Regions from separate parts of the Homo sapiens genome. Here region 2 is linked to region 1. Evidence: chromatin loops called from intact Hi-C (ENCODE). Cell type or tissue: GM12878. All regions are shown on one strand.

Region 1 (8,000 bases):
CACAAGAGGTGAATATTGTAATAAAAAAAGTTATACAAATTTTTCATTTTCCCAGTGCATATAAAAATTATGTTTACACTATACTGTAGTATATTAAATATACAGCAGCATTATGTCAAAAAAATGTGTATACTCTAATTAAAATAATTTATTGCCAAAAATTGCTAATGATTATCTGAGCCTTCAATGAGTTGTCATTTCTTTGCTGGTGGAGGGTCTTGCCTGGATTTTGATGGTTGCTGATAGATCAGGGTGGTGATTGCTGAAGGTTGTGGTGGCTGTGGAAATTTCTTAAAATAAGACAGTGATGAATTCTACTGCATCAGTTGACTCTTCCTTCATGAAAGATTTCCCTGTAGCATGCAATACTGCTTAATAGTATTATACCTACAAAACTGCTTCCCAAATTGAAGTCAATCCTCTCCAAACCAGCTGCTTGCTTCATTGACTAAGTTTATGTAATATTCTAAATCCTGTGCTGTCACTTTAACAATGTTCCTGGCATCTTTACCAGGAGTAGATTTTATCTCGATAAATTGCTTTCTTTGCTTATTCATAAGAGGTAACTCTTTCTCTGTTTAAATTTTATCATGAGATTGTAGCAATTCAGTCACATCTTCAGGACCCACTTTTAATTCTAGTTCTCTTGCTATTTCTGCCACATCTGCAGTTACTTTCTCCACTGAAGTCTTGAACCTGTCAAGATGATCCATGAGGGTGGGAATTTACTTCTTTCAAACTCATTTATTTTGGTATTTTGACCTCCTCCAATGAATCATGAAAATTATTATTATTGTTATTTTGAGACAGGGTCGCACTCTGTTGCTGGTGCTGGAGTGCAGTGGCATGATCTCAGCTCACTGCAACCTCAACCTCCCAGGCTCAGGTGATCCTCCCACCTCAGCCTCCTGAGTAGCTGTGACTACAGGCACACACAACCACACCCAGCTAATTTTTGTATCTTTTGTAGAGAAGGGGTTTCACCATGTTGCCCAGGCTGCTCCCAAACACCTAAGCGCAAGTTATCTGCCCACCTTGGCCTTCCAAAGTGCTAGGATTGCAGGCGTGAACCACTGCACCCAGCTGTGAATATTCTTAATGTCATTTAGAATGGTGAATCTTTTCTAGAATGTTTTCAATTTACTTTGCCCAGACCCATTAGAGGAATCACCATTTGGGGCACCTGCAATCTTACTAAATGTATTTCTTAAATATTAAGACTTGAAAGTCAAAATTACTCTTTTATCCATGGGCTGCAGAACGGATGTTTTGCTAGCAGGCACAAAAACAACATTAGTCTTTTTGTACATCTCTGCCAGAACTCTTGGGTGACCAGGTGCATTGTCAATGAACAGTAATATGTTGACATGAATCTTTTTTCTGAGAAGCAGGTCACGATGGTTAGCTTAAAATATTCAGTAAACCATGCTGTAAACAGGTGAGCCATTATCCAGGCTTTGTTATCCCATTTATAGAGGCAGAGCAGGTTTAGCATAATGTAGGTTTAAGGGCACTAGGATTTTCAGAATGATAAATGAGCACTGGATTCAACTTAAAGTCACCAGCTGCATTAGCCTCTAACAAGAAAGTCAGTCTTTCCTTTGAAGCTTTGAAGCCAGGAATTGTCTTCTCCTCTCTAGCTGTGAAAGTCCTAGATGGCATCTTCTTCCAATAGAAGGCGGTTTCATCTATATTGATAATATGTTGTTTAGTGTAGACATCTTCAATTATCTTAACTAGATCTTCGGGATAACCTGCTGAGCTCCCATGTCAGGACTTGCTGCTTCACCTTTTATTTTTACGTTAGGGAGATAACTTTTTCTTTAAGTCTCATGAACTAACTTCAGCTACCTTCAAACTTTTCTTCTGAACCATCCTTACCTCTCTTAGCCTTCACAGAATTGAAGAGAGTTAAGTTCTTGCTCTGGATTAGGGTTTAGTTTAAGGGAGAGTTGTGGATGGTTTGATCTGCTATCTAGAACACTAAAGCTTTCTTCATATGTGCAATAAGGCTGTTTCACTTTCTTATTTGTGTGTTCACTAGAGTAGCACTTTTAATTTCCTTAAACTACTTTTCCTTTACATTCACAACTTAGCTAACTAAATATAGCCCAAGAGATCTATATTTTGGCCTATCTGGACTTTTGACATGCCTTCCTCACTAAGCTTAACCATTTCTACCTTTTGATTTAAAGTGAGAGATGTGTGTCTCTCCCTTTCACTTGAACACTTATAGGCCATTGTAATTTTATTAATTGGCCTAATTTCAATATTGATGTATCTCAGGGAATAGGGAGGTCTGAGGAGAGGGAGAGAGATGGAGTAACGGTCAGTTGGTGGAGCAGTCAGAATGCATACAACATTTATTGACTAACTTCACCGTCTTATGTGGATGTAGTTTGTGTCGCCCCAAAATAAAAGCAACAGTAACATCAAAGATCACTGATCACAGATTAGCACAACAGATATTATAATAATAATGAAGAGGTTTGAAATATCGTGAGAATTGCCAAAACGTGACATAGAGACATGAAGTGAGCATATGCTGCTTGGAAAATGTTGCCAATAAATTTCCTCAACTCATGGTTGCCACAAATCTTCAATTTGTAAAAAAATGCAGTATCTGTGAAGCACAATAAAGCAATGCACAATAAAACAAGATATACCTGTATATGTATACACACACATACAGACACTATTTATTAAGAATGTATTCATCCTTAAAAAAGAAGGAAATCTTGTCATTTGTGACAACATGGATGAACTTGAAGGACATTATACTAAGTGAAATAAGCCAGACACAAAAAGACAAATATCATATGATCTCACTTATAAGTGAAATATAAAAAAGTTGAACTCTTACAGTTACAGAGTAGAATGGTGGGTTACAAGGGCAGGCGATGGAGCAGAGGGGATTGGGGAAATGTTGGTCAAAGGATACAAAATTTCAGGTATGCAGGATGAATAAATTCTAAAGACCTATATACAGTGTGGTGACTATACTTAATAATATTGTATTGTGTCCTTGAAATTTCCTAAGAGAGTAGATAATTGTTTTCACTAGAAAAAAAGAAGAAAGGTAACTATGTGAGATGATGGATATGTTAATTAGCTTGGTTGTAGTAAACTTCGCTATGTTTTTGTGTATCAAAACATCATATTGTGCACCTTAAATAAGTACATGTACAATTTTAATTTTCCAATTATACCTCAATAGAGCTGAAAAAAATTTAAAAATTTTTATTTTTTCATGTATTACAAAATAATATATTAATTATAGAAATTTAAATATATATTAATTTTTTAAAAAGTAAAAGAAAGTAATCTGTAATCCTACCTCACCAGGGGGGCAGAAGAGAAGTAAAACATTTAAGGTATATCCTCTTGAAACTTTTCCTATACCTGAATATGTATTTTTTCCTTCAACAAAAATAGAAGCAAATGTACATACCAGTTTGCAGCTTACATTTTAATTTAACAATAAATAGTGATTATTTTTCCATTTTATTACATGTATTCCCACATAGTCTTTAATAACTATGTACTCTTCCATCATAGAGATGTACTATATAGTTTATTTACCCCGCCACATTTTTTGGTCATCTAGGTTTCCCAGGTTTACCCTATTAAAAACAACCCTCTACTGAACAGCATTAGAGCCACAGATTAACACACATCAGTGCTTTTCCCCTTAGAGTTAATTAATAGAGAAAATCTTTACATTTATTTATGAACCCACTTTTATAGCCAGGCTTTACTCTGTGTTTTGTTCAATGTTTCTCATGCTAAAACTAATCAATTCCTTGTTCTCTCCCTGTTAACCATCTAAGACCTGCTTTATCTCCATGGCAGTCCCGCTTTTCTCACTTTTAAACCACAGCTGTGCTAGCAGATTTTACTTGACGAATATGACTCATTTTTTCAATTCTATACGTGAAAGGAAAGAAGAGCTATTCATTCCTTTCTCTTTCCTATGTTAGTGTTACTTCAGTCTCTCTCTTAAGAGCAGAAGAGGATGAAACTAACCTCAGCATCACAGCACTTCATGGAGGTTGAAACCTCTGCAATCACTATATAACTGACTATACACCCACACACACACACCCCCCACAGAGACTCTCACACAGTCACATACAGAACTAAAGGAAGGAGAAAAGACTGAGAAAATGTCTGTGTGATGATTGTTACTATTTACATGGCCCAATCCCACTCACACTCACACCTCAGCTCCACTCACACCCCAGCTCCAAGTTGCCAATGATGCTTCCATATGGAGTTGAGTCTAGATCAAGCCCTATGAGGAGGCTAGTTCCTGTCTCTGGCTGTGAGAAGAAAGCTGGGCACTGAGCAGTGTCACTTCAGGAAGTCTCAAGGCTCATTTTATGTTATGATGTAAAAATTCTTTAGTGGAGGAAGAAGAAACTGAATTTTCAGAATGGACTCTGTGAAACCCTAGGATTCTACCTCATTATCTCAGGGGTTATTCTTTGTGGAGAGCAGCAGGCAATGATGCCTGAGGGAAATTGAGCTGGATCATCTTTTCTGCGGGCTAGAAAAGAAGGTATGAAGAGTGCCAGGAGGAAGCGAGGGGCCTTCTGAGGTGAGCACAGGCCTCTAGTCTCTCTCTCCTTTTCCCTTTTCTGAGGGGATCAGGGGACCTGGACCTGGCAGGGGCCCAAGGGAATCTGCCACGAGGCTGTGCATGAATTTGGAGGTTTGGATTGATTCTGCCTGGCACCTGGAACCTTGTGAGTACTGAGCATGGAGGACTGCAGAGGGGTGCACTTGAGAAGATGCAAGAGGGAGAAAAGGGAACAACTGCATCTCCACTGCAGCCCATAGTGGAGACACATGAGCTTGTGTCAGTCCCAGAATGAGCTGTAAAGTGAGTAGAGAGTGGGGACTGTCTTGTCCCGTTACCACTGCCAGAGGCCTGTGCTGTCCGTGGGGCAAGCCGGGATACTCTGACTTTGATAGGGGAGGAAACAGGGCTGCCTCTGGAGGTCATCCATGACAGCTCGTTGAGTGAGAGACAATTAGCAGAGGAACAAACAAGAATCTGATGAATAATGCTCTATCACCTCCGTGCCTCCAGATATTTGGATTTTTCTCCACAACACTATAGACTCGTGGCACTGTAGTGAAGTATAAGGTTTCCTGGACGTTTATAAACAAATGGTTAGGGCTCAGGTGGGTCAAGTGGAAAACTTGGGACTGCATGGTGACTCATAACAAGGATGACAATACTGAAGAAAATGACATTTAAACTTGAAATGATAGAAGGAGAATTACTAGGCTGGGCAGAGTTTTCCACATTGGCTTATATTTAGTTTTGTCATTGCTAAGAATGAACGAGTACTTGTAAAAGAGAAATCAAAATATTTATAAAAATAAAGTGAATGTTATGCTTGCATGTAGACTATTTATGATTATCCAAGTCACATCTGCTATTCTATTTTTTGGATGATAAATGGTGCCCAAAAAAGGAGAGTGATTTCTTTTATAGAAGGGTGGTTTATTCAAGGATTTAGTGTTACTGAGCAGCAGAGTTGTTTCTGGAACTTATTTACTCATTCACTCCATCAGTGCCTTCAGTGGGCAGCCACCAGGAACACACCTGAAGCCAAACAGAATTGGATTTATTGACTTACAGTGAGGGAGAATGAACACCATGGAGAAACACGGCAGAGGAAAGAAATGCTGTAGAGTGGACTTAACAGGTATTGGGCTTGTGAGTGATTTGAGGCAAGTTCAAGGGAGTGGGGCTTTGCTCTTAATTGGATGCTATCTGAAATAAGACATTGCTGTCAAAGACAGCAGATGATGTAGCTCAGGAAACAACTTACAGATCAAATATACTTTGAGGCATCTTCTGCTAACACAAGCAATCAGCTTGAATCAAATACACCCAAGTTAAAAAGAACAGCAGATAATTTACAGCAGATGTAATTTGATGTCATGGTTTCTCCTCATTTTGGGAGGAGAGGCTGGGATGCATTTTAGAAATTTGAACAATGTTTAAATTAAGAATTAGGTTTGACATCTAGCCTCCAACCTTAATATGTCATCACAGAGAGTAAACTATCCAAAACCAAGAGATCCAAACTACTTGTTTTTCCTCTATTTTGCCAATGGAGATGTTTTCTGCCTTTCTTCTCCATGGCCCTTAAAATATAAAAACCTGACAATCTCTGCTCCCTATCAGATTATAGAGTCCAGGACCTAGCCTGCACTGAAAAGAGACTGTTGAAATAAAGGGCTTGTACTTACATTTTATTTTTATTATAATCATGGTTATAATTAAGATTTAGGTTTTTTGGCCAGGCGCAGTGGCTGGTGCCTGCAATCCCAGCACTTTGGGAGGTCGAGGTGGGTGTATCGCTTGAGCCCAGGAGTTTGAGTCCAGCCTGGGCAACATAGTGAGACCTTGTCTTGACCAGACATTTTAAAAGTTAGCCAGACTTCGCGGTGTGCGCCCGTGGTTCCAGCTACTCAGGAGGCTGAGGTGGGAGGATCACCTAAACCTGAGGGGAAGGCTGCAGTGAGCCAGGATCACCCCATTGCACGCCAGCCTGGGTGACAGAGAGACATGTTCTCAAAAAAAAGGTTTATGTTTTCTACTGGGGATAGTAAGAGGGCACGCAGGGCTCCTCTTGGAAAGGCCATTTGCACTATACCTCAGCTCTATGGGGAAGAGGAATACGAAACATCGCAAGAGGACATGGAGACTTTTTCCAGGTTCCTTAGTTGGTATTTGAGTTTGGCTGGAGGAGAATGAGCTCCTTGGAGGCGATGTTAGTAAACCCTAAGTTTCAGAGTTGGAGGACCAAAAGCCTGCCATACAGAAAAACTAGGGAAAGCTTGTGGATGTGGTGTTTTGTGGGTTGGTATAGGCTTATTCCTGGGTAAGCTCTAGGACCCCAGTGAACAATATATAGCTTGAGAACCACAGGCAGACCAACCTACTTCTCCATACATCAGTCAGTTTATAAAGAAGCACCCTTTCTTCATAAGCCTTATTTATCAAAAGCAGGGGAATAATGGGTGGGGGACTCTTTAAGGAAATAACCTCAGGTGCCAAGGAAATATTTCAGAACCCCCTGGAAATGCCCAGCAGCCGAAATAGCTAGGAGGGCAGCTGGGACTGATGAGAGGAGCCTGGCATTGGCAAGAGGAAGATTGCCCATGAGAAAGGCAGTATTGAGTCCCTACCAGAGTCAGAAACCAGCAGGATAAAAATGAGCTGCTTCTGGGAGACAAAGTGGAGAGAGTGCCTGCATGCTGTCCAGCTGTCTGAGAATCCAGATGCTGCTCAGAGGAAGTGAGAGATCCTGAGAGTTCCTGTGACTGAGACTGGGTTTTAAAGATATACCCCCTTTCCTGCTTCATGTTAATTAAACTGAACATGAGCAAGGTGCTGGGACCCTGTGGGGAGACTCAGAGCATGCCCGGTGGAGGAGAAGCTGTTGCTTAGTCAGTGCAGACTGTTTCTAGGGGTTGGAGCTCTGCTCACATCTTTTAACTGTGTAGCCTTGAATGCTCTGCGCATTGAGTTCCTCATTTGTAAAAAGGAATTGTACATTCCTTCTTTCTAGGTTTGATTTGAGGATGAAGGGAGATTGGGCTTTTAAAATAGCTATGACAGGTCCTAACGCATAGATGGTTCTCAATGAATATTGGTTCATTTCTTCTTGCCTGAGCAGAAAGTGACACTTTCTCACTAGGCAACCATCAAGAATGGGGAATTGGACTCAACTTGGAGGGGAAGGGATTTCACACATAACCTTTTATAAAATACTTGCTGTAACACAGATTACAGGGAACAGAGCAGTTCTTTGCAGGAGGCCTACTATTTGGATCAGCTACAACCTTTCAAGCCACAGGACTGAAGACACATTATTCTTAATTATCTAAAGCCAGAAAAAGAAAGAGCTGATTGAGTTAATGGACAATGCTTAGGAATGTGGACACTGGTTTATTAATTATTCTCTACCTCCAAA
Region 2 (8,000 bases), 120 kb after region 1:
TTTCATATTCCTTTTCTCCTAATTTCCATTATTCATGGAATTATAAGCATAGAGGAGAAAAAAATAAACTATTTCTAGGACCGACTTCACTGCATTCAGATCTTCATGTTTAGGCTATGGTGCTCAATGGAATGAGGGATGGGAAAGATGTATGAAACCTAGATGTGCCTGTGAGTAGCTCATGATTATGCAGGGGATCGGGGGATTGTATAAGTGTTGCTATGAGTGCAACACAAAGCTCAGTGTGAAATAAACCCTAGGAGTGGCAAAACTAAATGTGATCTAGGTTAAGGAAGAAAGATGTATTTAGATGAAACTATTTGGAGTGTGTGTGTGTGTGTGAGAGAGAGAGAGATAGAAACAGAGAGAGAGAGAGGTACACAGAGAGAAAGAATAATGCAGATGTTTCTAAATGGAAAGGGCACAGTTATACTCGGCACATCAAAACAAGAGGACTAGCAGGTTGCCCATATGGGTATTCACACTATGACATTTACCTTGGTAAATTCACTAGTGTCCTAGAGACTGGCTTACAGTATTTCAGTTTCAAAAACTGAGGTCTCAGTGTACCAGAGTTGATTTGGCTCAGTGATGTTGACTCAGTGTAGCAAAGCTTACATGGGTTTAATGTACAATTTATTAATCCACAATGGGAATTACAATCCTCACTGAGCAGAACATTTATGTTAGCATGCGCACAGTATTCTTGTAGGCCTACATGAGCAGTTTACCTGCAGTTGTGAAATCAGAATCTGGAGGATTGGCTGTTTGATTTCAAAATGAAATGGCATCAAGCTTAACGGACTGTTGTGTCCATTTCCTACGTGAGGGTACCCTTGGTCATAGGACCCATCAGATACATCTTTGAGCCATGATAAAACGTTTTCCCCTGGACATTGCTCAGACTAGCACTGCTCACGGTGGGCTCTGATGCTCTTCCTTGTCTTTTTCCACAGGTGACTAAAGATCCTGTTTGGTTTGACCCATTCTATCCCCTCTACTCTGCAGAGATTAAAAGCAGAAGATGGTGGATTAAACAACAGAATTGGCTAAACTAAAAAATGGTTTAAAATGATGCATACACACTTACATTTTTAAAAATTAATAGTTTTCGATGTAAATTCATCCACTAATCTTTTGATATAGAACCACCATATCACATTTTCATTGATTCTTAGTTTGGATTTCATAAATTATACCCATTATGTAATCTTTACGACTTCCAGGGATGTGTGCGTTACAATCATTTAAGGTGACTTATAAAGCAATCTGAGGGCAGAGTTTTCCCAGATTTTTGTGATTTCCCCCTCGCTTCAGGCTTTTCTTATTTGCACTTAATTTGATAGCAGTTTACTTTCATCCCAATCAACTTTTTTAGTTTTTCCAAAACTTTAAATTCAATAGAAACAACTATTTTTAACACTCATATTTCATCGGTTTACTGAGTAATTAAATCACTTAATTTAAATATTTTGAAAAAAACATAATTGACTTCTAGAAACTTAAACTCAACATATGTATGTTAGAGGGTAGTTACCCAGAAATGAACATGTATCAGACACATCATAGCAGCATTAGGGAGGTTTGGTGAATTCAGGAAGTTTGTAGTGTGTATTGATCACTTCAGTTACAAGTAAGTCTTGCTGGCCCAGAAGTCCTTTCTCCTTTGGCTTTGCATTTCTCTTTCTTGGTCCCTTATATGCTAATGAAGAATCAGAGGGCAGCATATGCCTCAAGAGATTAGTTTTTTCCCTTTTCTTTCTAGTGGGAGGGGTGCCAGGAAAATCATTTTGGAATCACTAATGGCAGCCACACTCCACCCCACACACAAGAAGGGAAGAGGTGACTAACCCTGACTGATGGGAAGCTTCCAACAGGAGTCAATGTAGCACATATAGCTCTATTATCCAGGGAAATGGAGTAGCCTGATCTTTTGAGTTGAAAAGAAAAGCGACTCGCTTCCTTGGATTAATTTTTGGGAGGATCAAAAGGCAAAGGTTCCAGGTTTATGAGATGTGATGCTAGAACTAATCCTGACACAATGTTCCTTGGGTGCGCTGGTTCTCTGAATGGGGATGGGAATGTAAAGAGGAAAAGATGAGCTGTTAAGAATTTGGGATCCTGAGCATGGGGTTCTCTGGACTGAGGTCAGCCCTAAGGGGCTGGATTTTCATGCCTGTGAATCTGTGCGGTTTGTGCAGGGCTCTGGGTCAGCCACACACCTATTGACAAATGTCTGAAACTCGGATTTAAAGAGAGGAAAGCATGGTCTTTCAATGTTATGTTAGAGCATTGCTTAGGAGGGCCACCCAAGGTTACTTCATTATCTAGGGGAGTAGACTTTGTTTTAATTTGCTAATCTTCTACCAGTTAAGGCCCAGATTCTGTGAAATTTTACTTTCATTGGTATATGTTTTGTTTGGTACAGATTCAAATGGGTTTGTCTTGTAGAAAAGGTAACCCTAGAGGTTATGTGATGATACCCTGTAGGACAGCCATCCCCGACCTTTTTGGCACCAGAGACTGGTTTTGTGGAAGACAATTTTTCCGTGGATAAGGGAAGGAGGAATGTTTTTGGGATGAAACAGTGCCACCTCAGATCATCAGGTATGAGTTAGATTCTCCTAAGGAGCATGCGGTCTAGATCTCTTGCATGTGCAGTTCATAATAGGGTTCATGCTCCTATGAGAATCTAATGCTGCCGCTGATCTGACAGGAGGTGGAGCTCAGGTGGTAATGCTGGCTCATTCACTGTTCACCTCCTGCTGTGCAGCCTGGTGGCCAATAGGCCATGGATCAGTATCCATCTGTGGCCAAGGTCGGGGGGCAGTGTTGGGTACCCCAGCTCTAGGACATTACCAGTTTTGTATCCAACCTAGGGCCTTATTCTAACATTCAAAATGTCAAATCCCAAGCATCCCACATTTCTCAGATGACCTTGTAACCAGCTTACTCATTAATGAATTGAATGAGGCTTTGACACTGTTGATTTTTTATTTGCATGATAGCCTCTGTCAGGATGATTTCAGATCTGTTTCTATCAGTGATCCCATGGGAGAGAGAAGCAAAAGCATCATGGACTCCTTGGAGTCCCCATTTCACCTTGGTGGGATAGGCAGTTTAGCTAGACTTGTTTCAATTCAAGAAGAGGAGGGTATCCCTAAGTTTTTCTTCTCTGAGTAAAGGAGGTGGGGTCAGGTGGTTAGTGGTGATGATAGTGAGGGTGGAGCTCCAGAGATTAATTGGATAAATAAAAGTGATGTGATTATAATTCCATTTTAAGTTTGTGGAGCAGTTTGTATCAGGCATTTATAGCAGTGCATTCATTTTTGAATGACTGAGGTAAAACCAATTCTCATCTCTTTGTATTTCTGACAGTGGCATTTGAAACCCTATCCTGAAACTGCAAAGATGAGGCAGTGGGACATAGCATTTTGAGTATTTTAGTGCTCAAATAGAAATATACTTACTGGGAGTTACAGTTCATAAGTGTTGTTCAGTTTGGATCATTTTGATGGAGCTATATGGTATGATTTTTTTTCAGAATTAGACGAGAAAATAAATGTGGCCGCCTCTACTTTTGTATTGTTTATCTTGCTCAGACTCATCTGGTTGGCAGTCAGATGCCAAATCTAGCACTGGAAATGATGTACACATTATGATATATTGTTCTTAACATTTTCTGAACATTTTCTGTCACCAGGTACTCTTAAACACCTATCATAATTCATTTTCATAATGAAAAGGGACCAAATTATGTCCTATTTTTGTTCTAACATGATGGCAGTTGTAGGTCAGGTTCCCCAGGAAGCAGACTCTAAGAGAGAGATGTGTGTGCAGAAGGTTAAATGGGGATTGCTCTTGGAGTCAACATCTCTTAGGAGTGAAGGAAGCAGGACGGGTCTGTGGAGAAGTTGAGTTGAAATAGAGTCACAGCAAAGACCTCAGCTGATCCCACAGGATGCTCTGGGCTTTGGAATCCCCACATTGACTAGTTTTTGGTTGCAAGCTGATCCCCTACCAGAGGTTCTGAACTTGGTCAGAGGGGCATTCCTCCGCAAAGAGCAATCACTGATGTTCTACCACCTAGATTTTGCTTCACACCAATTCATCTCTTTCTTTCTATTTTCACTTCTGCAGCATAGGTTTAGGCTCTCATTGTTTCTTCAGTGGATTTTTTAATGGTCTTCTAGCAACTCATTTCCCAGGTCCCACTACTGTCTTCTCCAATTAGGATGACATATAATTTGTCAACGAAACCAGGACACTTTTGAGAGTGGAACAGGATATTATTAAACATTACATTTAGAAAGCAGGCATCAACAAGGACCCAGGCAAACTGGGACATATGGACACCGCTCTAATTTATCCTGCATAGCTGTCAGAATTTGCTTTCTGAAACTCTTGTCTAACCCTGTCACTTGCCCTGTTATATAATGTGTCTAAGGGGAAGCATGTACTGTTCTAATGACTGCAGCGTTCTGCTCTGCTTGGCTGGGTTTCTCGTTATAAATCAACCAATTAGTTGTCTGCATCTCTTGTAGTTTGGGATAAATTCTAGTAAGTAGAAGTTTTCCCAGGGTTGTATCACTTTTGGGTATCATAACAAAGCAAACTTTGAGATTATTCACACTGAGAAGCATTCCCTGGAATGTGCCAACTCGATACAAGCTTGTCCAACACAGTTCTGACCCACTGATCAGTGGTGCCCCGGAAGACAACATAGCCACACAGCCTTCAGCCTCAGCATGACCTCTCCACTGCTGTAGGATCAGTGGTTGAATGGATCAAGTGGGCTATTTAATAAATGGCTGAACAAGACAGAAAGTGGTCAGCGATCCTCATCAGACATATCAGTGTTTTCCAAACCTTTCTGCTTTTCAGGGAAGTAGTAAAAGAAAACGTTTTTCCTGATAAGAATTCATTTACTTTTCATTCACTGATGAAAGGAATTCTTTCTTAGAACTTTTCTGAGGAAACTAGCTATCCTTTTGTTATTTCTAATGTGTCTTAAATATTAAAATTTTCATTACATGAGAAATTTGTATGCATTGATGAAAAATTAGAAAATACAGAATAGCAAAAGGAAAAGTAATTCCTGTGCCAGGGGGCAGGGCTGCTTCCACCTCAATTTCAAAGGGTAGGAACCAACACCCAGCTGAGCTGTGGGGGCAGAGGTGCAGAACGCTTTAAGTGTGACAAACAGTAATGGCATGGGGAGGGCTGCTGCAAAGAGCCAGGGTGTGGGCAGTGTGTCCCCTAATGTTGTCACCCCAGTCTCTCTGATAGGCAGAACTTCTTCCCAAGAGGGGTTGGAGAGCAGAGTATGGCACCAAAGAGGATTAGTCTTAAGCTTTAAAATCTCATGCAATTTGCCTTGCTAGGTTTGGACTTGCTTGGAACCCATCACCCCTTCCTTCTTTCCTATTTCTCTCTTTTGGAATGGAAATGTCTTGCCTATGCCTGTCCCACCACTGTATTTTGGAAGCACAAAACTTGTTTAATTTCACAAGCTCACAGCTGGAGAGGAATTTTGCCTCAAAATAAGTCATACATTGAGTTTCACCCATATCTGATTTAGATGAGATTTGGGTGGGAAATTGGATTTTAGACTTTAGAGTTGATGCTAGAACACTTTTGCAGTTGCTGGGATGGGATAAATATATTTTGCATGCAAGAAGGACATGATTTTTGGAGGGTTGGGGCAGAATGTTATGGACTAAGTATTTGTGTGCCCACCCCCTTCCCCACCACCCAGTAAATTTATGTGTTGAAATCATAACCCCTAATGTGATGGTATTAAGAAAGTGGAGACTTTGGGAGGTAATTAGGTCTTGGGGGTGAGGCCCTCCTGAATGGAATTAGTGTCCTTATAAAACAGAGTCCAGAGTGCGTTCTCTCTCTCCTTCCACCATGTGAGGACACAGCAAGAAGATGGCAGGATGCAACTCAGAAGAGGACCGTCACCAAGAATCTGATCCTTCTGGAACCCTGATCTTGGGCTTCCAAAATAAATTCCTGCTGTTTATTAGCCACCCGGTCTCTGGTACTTTGATACAGCAGTCTGAATGGACAAAACCACTCTTTCTACCTTGTACATAAGGTTGTATTAATTTTGTATACATTTTTCTGTTGTGTTCTGTGTGAATGTGTCTATAAACACTCACACACATAACAAAAGTATGAGCATCCTAAGCAAGTGGAACTAACTTTTTTCACTTAGTAATAAAAAATTCTTTCTACATTAATAGGTATATCTCTGCATCATTATTTGTAATGGCTGCACTGTATTCAATTTTATGATTGCTCCATACTTTATATAACAATCCCTTATTTTCTAGCATTAAGGAAGTTTCTAACTTTGTTGTTATTTAAGAAAATATTCACTGCATATCCTTGTATATATGTATTTTCCCATTTTGATTTTTTTAGAATTTTTTTATTATACTTTAAGTTCTAGGGTACATGTACACAACATGCAGGTTTGTTACATATGTATACATGTGCCATGTTGGTGTGCTGCACCCATTAACTCGTCATTTACATTAGGTATATCTCCTGATGCTATCCCTCCCCCATCTCCCCACCCCACGACAGGCCCCAGTGTGTGATGTTCCCCATCCTGTGTCCAAGTGTTCTCATTGTTCAATTCCCACCTATGAGTGAGAACATGCGGTATTTGGTTTTCGGTCCTAGTGATAGTTTGCTCAGAATGATGGTTTCCAGTTTCACCCATGTCCCTACAAAGGACATGAACTCATCCTTTTTTATGGCTGCATAGTATTCCATGGTGTATATGTGCCACATTTTCTTAATCCAGTCTATCATTGATGGACATTTGGGTTGGTTCCAAGTCTTTGCTATTGTGAATAGTGCCGCAATAAACATACGTGTGCATGTGTCTTTATAGCAGCATGATTTATAATCCTTTGGGTATATAGCCAGTAATGGGATGGCTGGGTCAAATGGCATTTCTAGTTCTAGATCCTTGAGGAATCGCCACACTGTCTTCCACAATGGTTGAACTAGTTTACAGTCCCACCAACAGTGTAAAAGTTTTCCCATTTCTCCACATCCTCTCCAGCACCTGTTGTTTCCTGACTTTTTAATGATTGCCATTCTAACTGGTGTGAGATGATATCTCATTGTGGTTTTGATTTGCATTTCTCTGATGGCCAGTGATGATGAGCATTTTTTCATGTGTCTTTTGGCTGCATAAATGTCTTCTTTTGAGAAGTGTCTGTTCACATCCTTCGCCCACTTTTTGATGGGGTTGTTTGATTTTTTTCTTGTAAATTTGTTTAAGTTCTTTGCAGATTCTGGATATTAGCCCTTTATCAGATGAGTAGATTGTAAAAATTTTCTCCCATTCTGTAGGTTGCCTGTTCACTCTGATGGTAGTTTCTTTTGCTGTGCAGAAGCTCTTTAGTTTAATTAAATCCCATTTGTCAATTTTGCCTTTTGTTGCCATTGCTTTTGGTGTTTTAGACATGAAGTCCTTGCCCATGCCTATGTCCTGAATGGTATTGCCTAGGATTTCTTCTAGGGTTTTTATGGTTTTAGGTCTAACATTTAAGTCTTTGATTCATCTTGAATTAATTTTTGTATAAGGCGTAAGGAAGGGATCCAATTTCAGCATTCTACATATGTCTAGCCAGTTTTCCCAGCACCATTTATTAAATAGGGAATCCTTTCCCCATTGCTTGTTTTTGTCAGGTTTGTCAAAGATCAGATGGTTGTAGATGTGTGGTATTATTTCTGAGGGCTCTGTTCTGTTCCATTGGTCTATATCTCTGTTTTGGTACCAGTACCATGCTGTTTTGGTTACTGTAGCCTTGTAGTATAATTTGAAGTCAGGTAGCGTGATGCCTCCAGCTTTGTTCTTTTGGCTTGGGATTGTCTTGGCAATGTGGGCTCTTTTTGGTTCCATATGAACTTTAAAGTAGTTTTTTCCAATTCTATGAAGAAAGCCATTGGTAGGTTGATGGGGATGGCATTGA

What was found. A loop is a pair of places that touch in the nucleus more often than their neighbours do. Peaks named below come from ENCODE experiments on the same cell type or tissue, not always from the same donor. Only the 100,000 strongest peaks of a DNase experiment are listed, where the experiment ranks them.
Region 2: a loop joins it to region 1, with 2.8 times the contacts of the local background. A loop is called at or near these places in 2 of 110 quality-filtered maps.

What each region holds. Positions count from the first base shown.
Region 1 is chr10:89,801,730-89,809,729 of GRCh38, forward strand. No RefSeq gene overlaps it. Among named protein-coding and RNA genes, the nearest start is that of LINC00865, 24 kb to the right of the region's middle. In GM12878, no CTCF peak of the experiment used is centred here; a DNase peak (open chromatin) is centred at 4,062.
Region 2 is chr10:89,925,103-89,933,102 of GRCh38, forward strand. All of the region lies in intron 3 of LINC01375 (long intergenic non-protein coding RNA 1375), which reads right to left. Among named protein-coding and RNA genes, the nearest start is that of LINC01375, 28 kb to the right of the region's middle. In GM12878, no CTCF peak of the experiment used is centred here; DNase peaks (open chromatin) are centred at 4,049 and 4,479.